Linked DNA regions of Homo sapiens: region 2 is linked to region 1. Evidence: chromatin loops called from intact Hi-C (ENCODE). Cell type or tissue: chondrocyte. All regions are shown on one strand. Links, peaks and the distances in the headings refer to the core of each region. The heading gives the core; the rest is flanking DNA.

The links. Hi-C counts contacts between places; a loop is a spot of excess contacts. Peaks named below come from ENCODE experiments on the same cell type or tissue, not always from the same donor. Only the 100,000 strongest peaks of a DNase experiment are listed, where the experiment ranks them.
Region 2: a loop joins it to region 1, with 2.3 times the contacts of the local background. A loop is called at or near these places in 10 of 110 quality-filtered maps.

The regions. Positions count from the first base shown.
Region 1 is chr4:101,728,225-101,732,739 of GRCh38, forward strand. All of the region lies in intron 2 of LOC107986297 (a long non-coding RNA gene), which reads left to right. Among named protein-coding and RNA genes, the nearest start is that of BANK1, 60 kb to the right of the region's middle. RefSeq lists a silencer at 2,388-2,682. In chondrocyte, for the core only: CTCF peaks have their summits at 2,495 (motif pointing left) and 2,697; no DNase peak of the experiment used is centred there.
Region 2 is chr4:101,192,989-101,197,503 of GRCh38, forward strand. PPP3CA (protein phosphatase 3 catalytic subunit alpha) reads right to left here. Exons shown (of 14, transcript NM_000944.5): 2 at 2,928-3,128. Among named protein-coding and RNA genes, the nearest start is that of MIR8066, 46 kb to the right of the region's middle. In chondrocyte, for the core only: no CTCF peak of the experiment used is centred there; no DNase peak of the experiment used is centred there.

The DNA.
Region 1 (4,515 bases), core at 1,363-3,862:
ATTATAGTTTTTATTTCCATTTAAGAGCTGAAAATATGCTTTTAAAAAAATCATCTCCAGCACTTTGGGAGGCTGAGGCAGGCGGATCACCTGAGATCAGGAGTTCAAGACCAGCCTGGCCAACATGGTGAAACCCCGTCTCTACTAAAAATACAATAATTAGCTGGCCATGGTGGCAGGCGCCTGTAATCCTAGCTACCTGGGAGGCTGAGACAGGAGAAACGCTTGAACTCAGGAGGCGGAGGTTACAGTGAGCCGAGATTGCACTCCAGCCTGGGCGACCACGAAACTTTGTCTCAAAAAAAAAAAAAAAAAAATTAGTTGAGAAAACAACAATTTTAGAATTATTTGACAAGGTAAGGAAGAGGTAGGTCAAAAAGAATCTATGTTCTCCAGGTTCATCTACATTGTTACAATTGACAGCATTTCCCTCTTTTCAGGGGCTGAATAGTATTTCGTTGTGTATATATACAACGTTTTTTTCATCCATTCATCTGTTGATGGACATTTAGATTGATTCCATATCTTGGCTATAATAAGCCAGAAACAGAAAGACATTACTGCATAGTCTCACTTATATTTGGAATCTAAAAACGTCATCAAATGCATAGAAACAGAGTAAAATTGGCTGGGCGCGGTGGCTTACGCCTGTAATTCCAGCACTTTGGGAGGCCGAGGTGGGCGGATGACGAGGGCAGGAGTTCAAGACCATCCTGGCTAACACGGTGAAACCCCGTCTCTACTAAAAAAAAATATAAAAAATTAGCCGGGCATGGTGGCGGGCGCCTGTAGTCCCACCTACTCGGGAGGCTGAGGCAGGAGAATGGCCTGAATCCGGGAAGCGGAGCTTGCAGTGAGCCGAGATTGCGCTACTGCACTCCAGCCTGGGCGACAGAGCGAGACTCCGTCTCAAAAACAACAACAAAAAAAGAAACAGAGTAAAATTATGGTTACCAGAGGCTTGGAGTTGGGGGATGTTGGTCAAAGACACAAAATTCATAGGAGGAATAAGTTCAATAGATCTATTTTACATCAAGGTTAAAAACAATATATTGTATACTTGAAAATTGTATACTTGAAAATTTTAAGTGTTTTCATCACAAAAAATGACAAGCAGGTGAGGTAATGCATACGTTAAATAGCCTTATTTAGCCATTCTGCAAGGTATACATATATAAAAACATCACATTATATACCATAAATGCATACAATTTTTATTTGTCAATTTTTAAGTCTTTAATTAGGGATATTAAAACAAAATTCTTCCCTTAGAGCTACACTTTCAGCTATATGGTAGATTAGTTTAACTATAAGTCCCTCTCACTACAAACCCCTACATTCTGAGTAAAATATACTTCTTAGTACATTGTTAAGGTTATAAAAAGAAAGGGAAATCTCTAAGCTCACCCCCAAAATATTTATGAGTAGAAACCAGAGCTGTGATCTCAGACCAATGAGCCGACAGAAAAGGCAGGGTTGACCTTAGCTAAGCACTTCAGTAAAAGCAAGGTAAGGAACTCAGCCTCAGACTCTCATTGAGCCTGGATTTTCACAGAAAGAAAAGTGGTCCCAGAAGAGCCATGTCCTCTGGCTATAAATAAAAGCAAATTCAAGTAATCTTGCAGAAAAGCATTTCCAATTTCAACTCTAGAGATTTCCATAGATTAAGAACAAATAACTGTGAGCTCAAAACAAAAAAAAATAATAATAAAAAGCACAAGGATATGAGGTAACTTTTCTCTCTTGGTTTTTCTTAATGGTTTTTGGATGTTAAGAAAGACTACTTAAATCAAAATCATTTTTTCCCTGTTTTTCTTCTGTCCATAGCTAGACTGAAGTTGCCAGCCGTCCCCCTAGTAGTTAGTTATGGCCTTGTGACTAAGTTCTAGCCCCTATAACGTGAGCAGAAGCAATTTATACAACCTCTGGGCCTTCCATATGCCCTCCTCCATGTTCTTTCTTCCTCTAGCAGACACTGATACCAATAACAAGATGACCTTAAAAGCCATTAAATATAGATAACAAAGGCTCCATTTCCACTTTCCTGACAAGTGATCATGTTGGGACAGAGCAGGGAGTCTTCACAATACCTACTCAGCAGATGGATGTGACCAATGGGTAAGGTTCATTCTTCCCTTGGGGAACCTTCATTGTGTTTATTCTTCCCATACTCCCTCATTATCAGACCGTAAGGATCTGTTCCTGTTCCTGTACCTGATGCAGAACAGTGATGGTTTCGAAGATATCTGAACATTTGGCTGGATGGGGTGGCTCTTCAGGACAGAGTGAATATGTTCTAAATGAAGCAAGAAAAGCATGCATAGATTCTGTTGGTTAGAGCTCTGGCAAAGACTGCTAGCTGTCCACTAAAATCTCTCACTTATCTTCTTGAGCATGCAGTAAATTGGCCCTTCCCAGCATCCCTGGCCATGTGGCCTTGTGACTAAGTTCCCACCCCATGGGATATGAACAGAGGTTAGGCATGCCACCTGCTGGCCTGACCTATAATAACTTCCTACATGCACTTGTCCTCTTTCTCTCTTCTGGTTAACCTGGATAGAGAAAAATCCCAGGGTGAATTTGAAAACTACTTGTTGAAAATGGTACATCTATCATTAAGCAGAGCTGCCACAGACTGGGAACCTCTACCGCCGATCTGGGGACTGTGACAAAAAAGAAATACTGTACATTTTTTTTTCCTTTCTTTTAGCTAACAAAATAGTTTTGTTGATTAAAGTTGTTTAGCTTTCTCTATTGCATACAAATTTCTTACCTAAGCTTATTATGTGTTATATTTTAGTGGAACTCAAGTTTCAAGATTGTTTGCTTGTATTCTAGCTTACAATTTAAATGCCTTACATTTGTATATTACTCTTACATTTCATAAATTCTATTTTATTTGATGTATACCATAACCCTCTGAGATAGGCATGAATTAACATCTATATTTTAATATGTGTTCATTATAATACATGTTTAAATAACTCAGAAATCTACATAAAAGCATATCACCAGTCAGAGAGATAGATATGCTATCATCAGATAGCATGCAAATGTTTGACCATACATTTTTAATAAAGTGAAGCCAAATGCATGTAATTAATTCTATGTGTACTTTTACTTAACAATACATTTTTTTCAATATTAATATTCTATTCCATCATTGGAATGCTTAGTATCCTAAAAATGTAATCACAAACATTTGTATACATACATCTTTATTAGCTTATCTACTTATTGTTTCTTTACGCTATCACAAAATTGTACGGTCAAATGGCATGTTTACAGCTGTGATGTACATTGCCAAATTGTTCTGTAAAAAGGCATGAGTCAAAAGTTCTAACAATGTTTGCTATATTTCCTTATTCCATTTCTAATACTAGAAATTATTAATCATTTTAATACTTGGCAATTGTTAGAAGATAATAATACTTCTTTTTTACTGTGAATGTTTACTATTAGTAATTCTGAATATTATTTCTTTTTCATAGGCAATTTATACTTACTTTTAAAATTAATTTCCTAATATTCCCAAATTTCTTTAGCTTTTTTATTTCTATAAATTCATTTGGTTTGATTAGTTTACTGTAGTTCTGTATATTTTAAGAATAATAAAATCTTTGCGTTTTGCATATCACAGATTTCATCTTTGACTTACATAAAAGAAAGTAAGGTTTAAAGAGGTTAATTGACATGTCTAACATATATGCTGCAAAATCATGACTCTATGCTAGGTGTTCTGACGCATGTTTTGTTTTTAATTAACCTTCGTCATCACCTTTCTTATAAAGAGGCAACTAGAAATAAGGTAAATAGATGAGAGAATGATTGCACTTTGAATATGTGTTCCTTTGAAAATATTCTTAGTGTATTTATTCAAGTAGAATTTATTCTACTCCATAGGAAACTAATCTTTCTTGCTTTTTCCTGAAGACCTGATATAATTCCTGGCACATAGTAGGTACTTTACAAATATTTGTGAATGGGTGAATGAATGTACTGTATCCTGTGGTGACAGAAAAATGAGTCACAATCTCTGAATTAAAATAACTCTCGATCTTGTGGAGGTGAGAAAACAGACAAAATAGCACAAAATAGAAATAGGCATAGGATGCATCTGATGTCTAAGTAAATATTAGAAACAAAGACTCCTTAATCCTCTTCCTCAAATATATTAGCTAGGAGCACATTATCTTATAATGTGACTTGTTTCTTCTTTTTTTAGTGAGAAGTCATGAGGGAATGGAAACCATACTGGTATTGGGGCTTTGGATTCAGATATACTTGGGCTTATGATCAGCTTTACCACATTACCATGTTCTATCTAAATAATCCTGGATGGAGTAGTCTCTGTGAATCTAAATTTCTTTACCTGTAAATGTCATTAAAATGTCTAAATCCTCAACAACTGGGGGGGTGTCTAACTGACAATATATATAAAGTGCTTAGCTCTTACAAGGTACTCTAGAGGCATTGGCTCTTTTCAATGTTCCTCAGATAAACTATCTTATAAGT
Region 2 (4,515 bases), core at 1,048-3,547, 540 kb before region 1:
GGAAATACTCATTTAGAAGATAGGAACACATTTTGGTTTTAAATTAGCTATATCCACTTGGATACTTCCTAATTTGCTTGAATACACCTAGGTTATATCCTTTAATTTAGTCAACAATTTAATGTACTTATGCTTGGTTAGATATCTGTTTCCATTTTTTCCTGTTATATTCTGAGCCCTTGGAGGGCAAAGACCAGGTCTTATTCACATGTATGTGATATATACCACCTGTACCAGGTAAATGTATAATAAACATTTCATTAAATTGGATCACCAAAATGTGTTGCCTCACTGATTTGGGGCCACAGTTTTTCAACGTTCCATTTGTGTGTTTGCAAGAATACAAAGATAAGTTCAACTACATTTTTTGGGAAAAAAATGTCAAAGAGGAAAAATACTTTTCTTTACAAAATGTCTGCAACACAGAAATAGTCTTCAAATTAAAAATCTGAAACAGCTACCAGTCTAGTCAGCCATGTTAGCTGAAAGAAAAAAAAAAACAGAACTGGCCTCATGGCCCCCTTGTCTGGATAAACTTCATCTCTACTCCTATGAAGATGGTTTGCTCACCTATCTAAATCCACACGCTAAATCCGCTTTGTGAGGGCAAGTCCACACTCCTTTACTCCCTCTCCAGACGGACAGATGCAGGGAGTCAGGGGACTAGGCGGCTTCCTGGTCCTTCTGACTTCTCCAAAATAAAACATAATGAATTTTTAGGGGAAAAAAATCCTAAATGAACCCAAACCTTTCATTGTCTTATGAACACTTGAAGAGAAAGTCTTTGTTCATTTTAACTTTAAAAAATGCTAAAAGAATGAAGGAATATCTAGATTTCCAATAACTAGGACATTAATTCCTCAGTTTTTCTTAAATGGGGGCAAACCATGGCAAATGTTAGTACAACTCTTCTCTAAACATCTGAGACTGAAACATTTTTATTAATAAAAAGTAGGAGGGAAGGACTAGAGGAAAATATGGTAGTGGCTTTTTAATTATAAAATATTGATCACTTCTTTTGAGAGTTTACATATCTACTACGCTTATTTCTGAATTCCACAAAAGAAGTTATCGGTCAGTAACTTACAGAGTAAGTCTCTGGCTTGACTTACTCACCACTGGTCCAATATTGGGTTAATGTTCCTCGAGCCAATTCCTCCTCTACCTGACCCTAAACATAGTTAATACTTCTGAATTACAAATAAGAAAAAATAGCATTGCCAGACAAAAATAAAATGTAAATAATGTCAATCTCTCTAGAATGGGAATCATTCAAGATATTTTGATAAAGAAAGGTGTAGTCTGATACTCAAAAGAGCTTATCTCTTTCTTAACAGTCAAATTCAAATATTCATTTGAAGACCAATAATTTTAAAAGAAATTAGCAATCACTAATATATATGAAATACTTTTAGATGCCCCCTTTATATCAAAAAGAACACTATTCTATGTCTAAATCAGAATAATATTTAAGAGGAAAATATTTTTAGCTTCTTCAAAAATGAAAACCTGTAAATTAAGCAAACTCCATAAAGAGTAGATCCAAAGTCTCTGGTATTAGAAGCTGTATACTATACAATTTTTTTTTCTTTTTTTGAGATGGAGTCTCACTCTGTCACCCAGGCTGGAGTGCAGTGGCACAGTCTCAGCTCACTGCACCCTCTACCTCCTGGGTTCAAGAGATTCTCCTGCCTCAGCCATCGAAGTAGCTGGGATTATAGGTGCCCACCAGCACACCCAGCTAATTTTTGTATTTTTAGTAGAGATGGAATTTTACTATGTTGGCCAGGCTGGTCTCAAACTCCTGATCTCAAGTAATCCACCCACCTCGGCCTCCCAAAGTGCTGGGATTATAAGAGTTAGCCACCGCGTCCAGCCCATACAAAATTTTTTGACAATATTTAATTTTTATGGCCTAAGAGAAGCATACTTACACAAAATATGTATCTGACCATAAGAAATAACAAAACTAAAACACGAAAAATAAAATAAAAAATAAAAAGGCCCGGAGTGGTGGCTTATGCCTGTAATCCCAGCACTTTGGGAGGCTGAGGCGGGCAGATCACCTGAGGTCAGGAGTTCAAGAGCAGCCTGGCCAACGTGGTGAAACACCATCTCTACAAAAATAGAAAAATTAGCCAGGCATGATGGCACCTATAATCCCAGCTACTCGGGAGGTGGAGGCAGGAGAATTGCTTGAACCCAGGAGGTGGAGGATGCAGTGAGCCGAGATTGCACCATTGCACTCCAGCCTGGTGACAAGAGTGAAACTTCATCTCAAAAAAAAAAAAAAAAGATATTTTGTAGGGACAAAATGCTACGGGCAAAAGAGAAAAAAATGTGTCCTTCTTCCGAAAGTTCAGTGCTTCTCAAACTTTAATGTGCATCAGAATCACACAGAGGGCTGGATAAGACACAGATTGTTGGGTCTCACCCCAGGTACTGTGATTCAGTAGGCTGGAGTGGGGCCTAAGAATGCATATTTTAACAAGTTTCAAATGGTGATGATGATGATACTATCAGTCTGGGGATCACACTTTGAAAACCACTGTTTTAACTTATACCCTTACTCAACCATTGTGGAAGTCTCGGGATACTTTGTCTAATCTTTCCCAATGAATATCCTGTGTGCCACTTAGTATTTCTACTTAAAAACAATATCACTTCTTAAAGTATCACTTCAGAAATCATCACCATCTCTAAGTTGCATTCCACTTTTTAGAGCATTGCAATCTTACAGATATTTAACACATGAAAATATGTGTATATATGTATAATATACTTACTACTCTAATGTATAGATTCAACAGTAAAAGATTATGATGGGTAAGGTATTTGAAGACTCACTGGTAACTAGGACTTTTGATTTCATGCTATAAACAACAAAATGTGTATACAAGTGGGCAACCTCCCTCCTCAGGACTTACCAGTGACTGGCGCATCAATATCCAGCAAATTTTTTTCCTGTCGAAGAATTGATGCACCCTCTGTTATTATTCTCAATGCAACACTCTCTTCCAGCCTTCCCTCCTTCATAAGATGCGCCTTTAAGATATCCACACGAGGTTTTCCATCATTATCAAACACTTCTTTTGCTGTAAGCCGGTGACTTGGAGGAAATGGAACAGCTGAAAGAAGAAAGGTCTAATTATTACATTAGCCAAAACTCAACAACAAACAATGCAATAATAACCACCAAATATCCATCCTCATCACAAACCAACTAATATAATATTTTTAGAGTGGCTGAATTAAAATATGATCAAGGGCTATCTATCAAAAATTAAGAACTGCATCCTTCCTTTGATTCTAGATATAATGTGATTGCTTAAACAAAATTGATAGTTCTTGTTCATCCAGTACTATCTCTTGCATCTATAATATCCTGATTAAGTTAAAAAGAAAAGGAATGAAAAGCAGTTTTCAGTTCAACAATAATCAACTCTGTGAAAGAAAATAGTTCCTATACATCCAACCATAACCAACTTGTGCAAAGATGGGTCTCCACTAGAAAACAGGCTCCTCTACTGGGATTAGAGGAGTGGGAAAAGGTCTACCCAACCAGATTTGCTGCTCTAACTAAAGTCACATCTGAGATAACTAATCTACTCACTGTATAAGAAAACAGCAGGAATCTGAAAGCAAAAAGGCAAAAGTGCACTGACTACTGATAAGGAAATCAGGATTTGCAGGTGAGTGTGTATGCTCTCACTGAAGGGACCTCCTTAAAAGTGAAAGATCAGGATGTCAGGGACGAGATACAGGTATTTTTAAAAATGACACAGTGACAAAGTCCAATTATTGCTCAGGCTTGGAAGCAATCATTCTCTCTTCCACTCACCCGCATCTTCTTAACAGCAAGAAGCTCTCTTGTAGCTAATGCCTTCCTCTACATTTGTGAGTACATTCATTCACTCATTCCGCCAGAGGACATTCACTAAACTCCTCTAGCTTGCCCTGCATCCAAAGGTCTATGGTCAGAGATGGTACCACAAAGGTTAAATTTGCAATAAATGGCCAATAAGCTATTTAAAAACTCATTATTTCTCTGTTTCACATGATGGTTCATTCACTGGACAACTAGAAGTATCTGGCAAGCAGCATAAACATCATCCCATGTATCTTTCATGTGCCGTGTGCATTATGAAACAGACATACAGCATCTCCACTGGATGACTCCTCTCTCAGGAGAAGCACTTGATGTTAACGGAATAAACTTGGCCCTCTCCCTTCCTAAAAGTGTCTCTCAAAGAAGCAAGACTTACAGGAGACCTATGCCAAAAAATTGTGTTAATCTAATGGCATAGATTTGTAATCCCGAGTTAAATTATAACTAACAGAAAAGAAAAACTGGGAAATGAACCTGTACAGATGGATGCAAGCATGATTTTCTGGACAATCCAGCCACATCTATTTCACTATGCTGTCATATTGAAGCAGTCTTGGCAGATTTGGTGGCTGAGCAGGAGGCTTTTGTGGTCAGACAAACCTGGGTGCGAACCTTGCACTCTGCAC